Linked DNA regions of Mus musculus: region 2 is linked to region 1. A link is a contact called in ENCODE Hi-C or POLR2A ChIA-PET data. All regions are on one chromosome and are shown on one strand. Each heading gives the region's core, a stretch centred on a gene start or an enhancer-like site at or near the end of the contact. The rest is flanking DNA. Distances are from core to core; before and after follow the strand shown. Region 1 holds the start of Emc2 (ER membrane protein complex subunit 2). Region 2 holds the start of Eny2 (ENY2 transcription and export complex 2 subunit).

Region 1 (3,212 bases), core at 184-2,683:
ACAAACAAAAAAAACTATCAACCAACAACAAAATCTTTTCTCTCAGGTTAGAAGCTAACTGACCACTTTAAAAATAATTTCTTCTTTCATTGCTCAACAAATTACACAGCAGTCACTATTCCAAATCTAGTTATATCGCTATACCTTAGAATGCCCACAGGACAGCATGAAGCTACGCAGAATCATTTTGCTTGCCAACAGTAACATAATCTTTGTCCTTGATTTGTACACATTAACAGATTTTAAAAGCTATCCTTCACATACCTTAAAAATATCACTTTTCAACAATCTTAAGGTATTTATAACATGTTTAAAAGCATTGAAAGGAACACCTACTAACCTATCTACTTTACAGTGGAAGGGTATGTGTTGACATGAACCTTTTAAAAATGAATTGACAGGTCTGTTGTTCCATTAAACTGTAAACTCTTTGAACATTTGTCTTATATGACATAAAGAACTAGGACTTACATTTTTTATTCAATATAAAATCTTTTCCTTCTTATACTATTTGAGATTTATTTGCATTCAAACAATTCATGTAAATTTCACTCTACATGTTAAAGATCCCACAAAAGTATTCAATGGGCAAACTAGCTACTGAAGTACACTGTACTGTGCCAACTGCTGGGAATATGGACAGAAATCTCATGCTTTTAAAAACACCCATTTATTTTCTTAAGCATGACTCCCACCAACGTTTTTTGAAAGAGATAACAGCTCATACAGAACTGATCCAAGATTTAAATATTTTATTTAAAGATTCTCCACTCTTGGTCAATCAGACAGGATAAGACTATCACATGTGAACACATACCTCCAATTTAACCAGTTACAATCTCCTTCAGAAAATGAATTAGTTGGCAGAAAGTAAGTAGGAAGCTACATTGTGTGTGCTTTAAATAGGACTGGCCAAGGAAGTTAAAAGGGGAGACTTTCTAAACCCATGGAAAGTGCATGTTGAAGAAACAGATCCCATTGGACTATCTCTTCGCTTCAACACATTGATCCCGCCTCCTCGCCTCCCAGAAACCACATGCTGTGTGACAGCCGCAGCTCCGCGTCCCTCCTGCCTCCTAAACAGTAGATGACAAAACCGGTGCGCAGAGAGGCAGGTGGATCGGTGTACGGGCCAGCAATCGCGACACTGGTACGCCGCAGATTGTGGCCGGGCCCAGGAAGGAACCAGCCCCAGTGTCCACTCGGTTCGGGCAGTTCAGGGAGAGCTGCCCGACGGAGGACACAACCGGGTACGAATCTCTCCGGGGATTCTGGGTAATTCTAAACCATTTCCCAGGGCTTTGGGTCTTCCTGCACCCTCCCCGCCCAAAATTACCTTCCCAAGTCACATCGTAACGCTCAGTGACCTTCGCCATCTTCCTAGAACCCGGAGTCGGCGAGGAGAGAGGGCGGGGAGACGCAGCACTTCACCCGCGACCGGGAAGTGGCAAATGACGAAGCCAGTTTTTATTGGTCGATAGCGGGGAGTGGGCGGAATCTTCCTCTCATTTGTAAACCACTCAAGAGGAGAGAGGGCGGAGCCAGAGAGGTCTGAGTGGCCAGACTAGTGGGAAGAAGCCGGAGAGGCGGGGCCGGAGGGCGGGGCGAGGCGGGGCGGGGCCAGCGGGGAGCTGAGGGAGCTGCTGAGGAAGGAGTCTGTGACAGACAGCTGAGGCTGAGGTACTTGGGCTGAGGTAACTTTCTACTTTTACTGCAACTTTAGATAACTATCTACTTTTCCTGCGATTTTATCAAATGTAATGTCTTTAGTGTCTGCCGCTCCAGGTTTTTTTATTTTCCTTTAGCTAGACTCATTCAATTCTTTCACAGTCCTCAATGATACCTCAGCCTTAATGAAGTATCATTGACAAAAGAATATATATATATATATGTATATATATATGTATATATATATATATATACATATATATATATATATATGGTGTATAGGGTAATGATTTGAGATTATTACTACAATTAATTAACTTATCTATCTCTTCTAATAGTTACCATGTTGGAAGGTAATAGCTTTTACCAAAATATCAAATATATGATGTGATACTATTGTTGACTAAAATCTCCATATAAACAAAAAAGTTTCTCCTCAGACTAAGCAGACTTAAAAAAATATTTCATTCAAAACAATATTAAATGCTTCAGTCAAATTCATACCAATGCTCTGATAAAACGGAGCAGTGTAAATATTATCCCATACTGTTTCTTTCTCTTTTTTGCTTTTCCTCCATCCTTCTCTATTTATCTATATCTATCTATCTCTATGTCTACCTCTATCTCTCCTTTTCCTCTTTCTCTTTTCTTATACCCATTCCTCTTACTTTTCCATTTCTGAAAGCTCAAATGCAGACCTACTTTAAACTTACCTCTTCATTTTAGTCTATCATTAACCAAATGTCCCACACGCCCCCCCCCATTTTTGCTTTTACTCAATTATTTAAAATCCTATGTGGGCCAATCTCCTCTACTTCCAGTATAACAGCCCAATACTTATTGCTAGTCACACTGCAGTTGTGACCCTTTTGCCTCCCTTCCACCCATACTATCAGTATACACAGTGCCATTGACTCACCACTTCAAGAACTAATATTTAAAAAGCATCCATTTTATACTCATTTTGTATTCAGTTATTATCTACTGTTATGAAAAATGGGTTAGTTACTGAATAGTTGCAAACAGGAAATATTCAAACTCAACCCTCAGCAGCAGTCAAAAGATAGAGCCTGGTACCTGGAACACCAATCTAACATAGCACTGCACCACAGCTGACCTCCAGTCTTAAGCAACAATTTGACCCCCTAATAGTCATATCCCAGGAGATAAACCTAAGAAGCATGAAAATTTAAGACAACTTGATACCGCCAAAAATTACCAACCTCATTCAAATGGCCTCCAGCAAAAATGATTAACATAGAAGTTCATATACAGAATTTTAAAAATCATTTTAAATATGGCACAACAACTCACAATGGACTCAAGAATTATCACAGAGAATACAGACAGCAAAATGAAATAAGGAAGTTCATGTATGTTGTTGAAATAATTTAATAAGGAGATAAAATACTGGAAAAAATAAAACCAGAATGATAATGGAAGTAAAAAAAAAAATAGGTCGGACTCCAAAAAAACAAATAACCCCATTAAAAAATGGGGCTCAGAGCTAAACAAAGAATTCTTACCTGAGGAATACCGAATGG
Region 2 (3,212 bases), core at 355-2,854, 950 kb before region 1:
CCCTTGACACTTGAAATTCCTCCAATATAATTATTAAAGATGGTAAAACCTACTTTATTGATACAATTTATTACTCACCGTTCTCTTTCTCCAGTTTCTATTAACTTTTGGTTAATCGCTGCTCTCATCTGCGCATCTTTGTTCATCTTGCTAACCTGGACATCAACATGCATTTTGAGATACATAATATTTAGAAAAGTGTTTCCTTCTAAGACCTCTCTAGACAATCATCCTAATACATTGAACATTATAATAAGGAAAGGATGATAATTTTAAGTACCTTACATGGTATTATTATTCTTAGTACTATTTCCTGTATCCCAATTCCCTTCCCTCATAAGCTCTTTATTGTTTATTTTCTTTGTCTTTTTAAAAAGGGAATAACTACTATTATAATACCATTAAGCACTTATGTACCTAAAACTGAGAATATTTAACCCCCAAATTTGCTCTAATGACACAATTCCATTTTACAGATGAGAACACTGAGGCACAGAGACAGAATGTGAAGTCAGGTACTTGGAGTCCCACCTTATTTAATTGTACACTAATATCTGACTGGCGTTCATTTCTGCATCTTAACTGCATTCAATTTCTGGGTAAGCCATAGCATGCACACTAATAAAAGATACGACTATGAAAAATGAAATAAGACTATGTGCTTGCTTTACCCAATAAACTTCACGGAGAATTACAACTGCTACCCTAGCTTTGGATTTCATATCCTTATTTCTGAAGGGTAAGTAAGAAAACGAATTTCAAACTAGTCTTTGAGAAATTCTTCATTTTCAATAAAAAACAGACAACCAATGCCAAAATAGGTGTAGGGGAAAAAAAAAAAAAGCAAGGTTAACTTTTGAGCGCATTTTTGCCATTTAAAAGTCAGGTTTAAGTTAATGTTTTCCTACTTAGTGTGAATCTTCTTTTGTAATTCTCCGTCTTGTCTGTATGGAAATTCAGACTACAAAGAATTTTCAGAGTTGGGCTGCGCAAGAAGCAGGTGAACAGAGGGTTAATAACTAGGCAACGCTTTACTTCTGTAGTTGGGGCTTAACATTTCCAAATTAACTGCAAAAGTTTAGACAGTGTCATAGCAAGAACAGCAAAACTTCGTCTCGTCTTGGCCCCTAAAATCACGGATAGTGACCTTGGGCAAGTCACTTAATGCCTAAAGGCCTCAGTTTTCTCACTGGTAAAACCAGGGCGCTAGGGACTCCCTCCCGGTTCTGACATTCTTTAGGAAAATGCAACACGGCGCAGACAGCTGGAGAGGCGGGAGGGGAGGAGCCAGAAAACAAAGCGGGGACTGGCTCCCGGCCAACTCCAGCAGCACGCCCTGTCGGAGAGCCCTACAGGCCCGCGAGCGAGCGAGCGAGCGAGCGCGGGTCGGGGAAGCTAACGAAAGACAGCACATCGAAAGGAGCCTGGGCTGGGCCCGGGTCCCGGCCCTGAGGACCACGGGCATAGCTCACCACCATCACCGCGGGCGAGGGCCGTCCCTTCCCAGCGACGAAATGACCCTTGCGCTGACGACCGTTACCTACCACACTCTTCGGCTGCCCGGACTTAGACCCTCAGTAGCTCGGGCACCTAAGCACACAGAAAGCTAGACCACGCATTTCCGGGGCGGGATCTGGCCACCCTGCCTATAATGTGAGAATTCAACTAGCGCGGGCCGCCTTCTGGTCGCTCGGCCCTCTGGGTAAGGAAGTCCAGAGTCTGTTAGCTGACGTGGGTTCAGGGATCAAAAAACTACATTTCCCAGCATTGCAACAGAACCAAATTTCTCATGGACACTACACTTCCCAGAAGAGACGTGGCGCCGCAGAGTCGTCTGGGATGGGAACCACGCCGTTTCCCAGCCTCAGTTCCAGGAGTGAAGCGCGGACCTTTCAACAAGAGCTTTATTGATTCTCTTGCTGGGATCGGGGGAACGCGATGGAGGCGGCCAATTGCTCTCTGCGGGTGAAAAGACCTCTGCTGGATCCCCGCTTCGAGGGCTACAAGCTGTCTCTCGAACCGCTGCCCTGCTACCAGCTGGAGCTTGATGCAGGTGGGATCGGCGGCACCCTCTCGCACCCGGTTCCTTCTTGTTGAGGCTGCCATTGGCGCAACCCTCTGTCACTCCGGCTAGCCAGCCACCTCCTGCCGGTCTGCACCTAGAGCGGCCGTCCACGCGGGGACCCGAGGATGCCCCCTTTCCTTCCGCGCCTTAGCCGCGGCACTGTGGGCTGGCCTAGGCGTCCGCAGCTCAGGCTCGGATGTTCTCCGCCCATACATCTCTGGCTCCTGCTCTGAAGGTTCAAGTTGTCCTTCCTTCCCAAACCTTACCTTTAGTAAACGTGTTCGCTGAGAAGCCACACCTCCTTGGAAAGTCCCCAACTCCCTTTTTCCTTCTGACGCAGAATCATTTCTTGGGAGAGAAAAATTTCCACATTCAGTTAGCAGTTTCAAATACTCGGGTCCTGGATCATGCTACAATTTATTGAGGGCAAGTGATTTAGTGCGCTTACTGTTGCTTGCTGCTACTACTTATTTATCTGTAACTTCCTAGAGGCTATTCTCCTTTTTACAACCATAGGAATTGTAGTTTTGTTAGGGAAAGTGTCCAGGGATTTGTGTTTTTAAATACATGTCTCTGCAGATTCTTATTTTGATACAAGTTTTCCATAGGTTGTACTTTGAGAAATAGTGATCTAGAGGTGTTAGTCGACGTTTGAGTATCAAGCGTTACTTATGTATGTATCTATGTATCTTTTCTCTAGATTGTATCTAGATTGTAGGGAGTCTATTCTTGACTGTCCTGGCACTTGCTTTGTAGCCCAGGCTGGCCCAGAACTCACAGATAACCAGCTGCCTCTGTGCTGGGATTAAAGACATAAACAAGTAGACCAACAAATGCTTGGGTTTTTTGTTTGTTTGTTTGTTTGTTTGTTTTTAAAGTTTCTTAAGTGTAAAAGTAATTGTTGTGGGCCTGTTTTGTGATTCATCGAGATGATTACGTGATTGGTATAATCATGAGTACCTAATAAATCATAATCCATTCACTAATAAACATCTAATTACAGTATGGGCAAGTAGTGAGAGGAACGTGAGCAAATGTAATGGTCTAACTGAGTATGTTTTCTCAACTTGTTTGGAGACCTGGGAAAACTTCCGGTAGGAGTTGATGAGGGACTTGAGTTGTGAAGGAAAACAGGTAGCTGTTGGCT

Evidence for each region. A loop is a pair of places that touch in the nucleus more often than their neighbours do. ChIA-PET counts read pairs that join two places held with the same protein, here RNA polymerase II (POLR2A).
Region 2: a map of T-helper 17 cell shows a loop between it and region 1 (7-fold over the local background). The contact joins the promoter of Eny2 here to the promoter of Emc2 in region 1. A Hi-C loop is called at or near these places in 3 of 37 maps with a recorded cell type or tissue (T-helper 17 cell, regulatory T cell and v-Abl transformed pro-B cells). POLR2A ChIA-PET finds 5 or more read pairs at or near these places in 1 of 5 experiments (embryonic stem cell).

The regions. Positions count from the first base shown.
Region 1 is chr15:43,475,450-43,478,661 of GRCm38, reverse strand. It overlaps Emc2 (ER membrane protein complex subunit 2), which reads right to left and starts at 1,433. Exons shown (of 11, transcript NM_025736.2): 1 at 1,337-1,433. The coding sequence starts at 1,376. Gm10373 (predicted gene 10373) reads left to right here and starts at 1,626. Exons shown (of 3, transcript NR_046064.1): 1 at 1,626-1,694.
Region 2 is chr15:44,426,503-44,429,714 of GRCm38, reverse strand. Eny2 (ENY2 transcription and export complex 2 subunit) reads right to left here and starts at 1,604. Exons shown (of 5, transcript NM_175009.3): 1 at 1,473-1,604; 2 at 79-155. The coding sequence starts at 1,478. It overlaps Nudcd1 (NudC domain containing 1), which reads left to right and starts at 1,408. Exons shown (of 10, transcript NM_001113554.1): 1 at 1,408-2,053. The coding sequence starts at 1,939.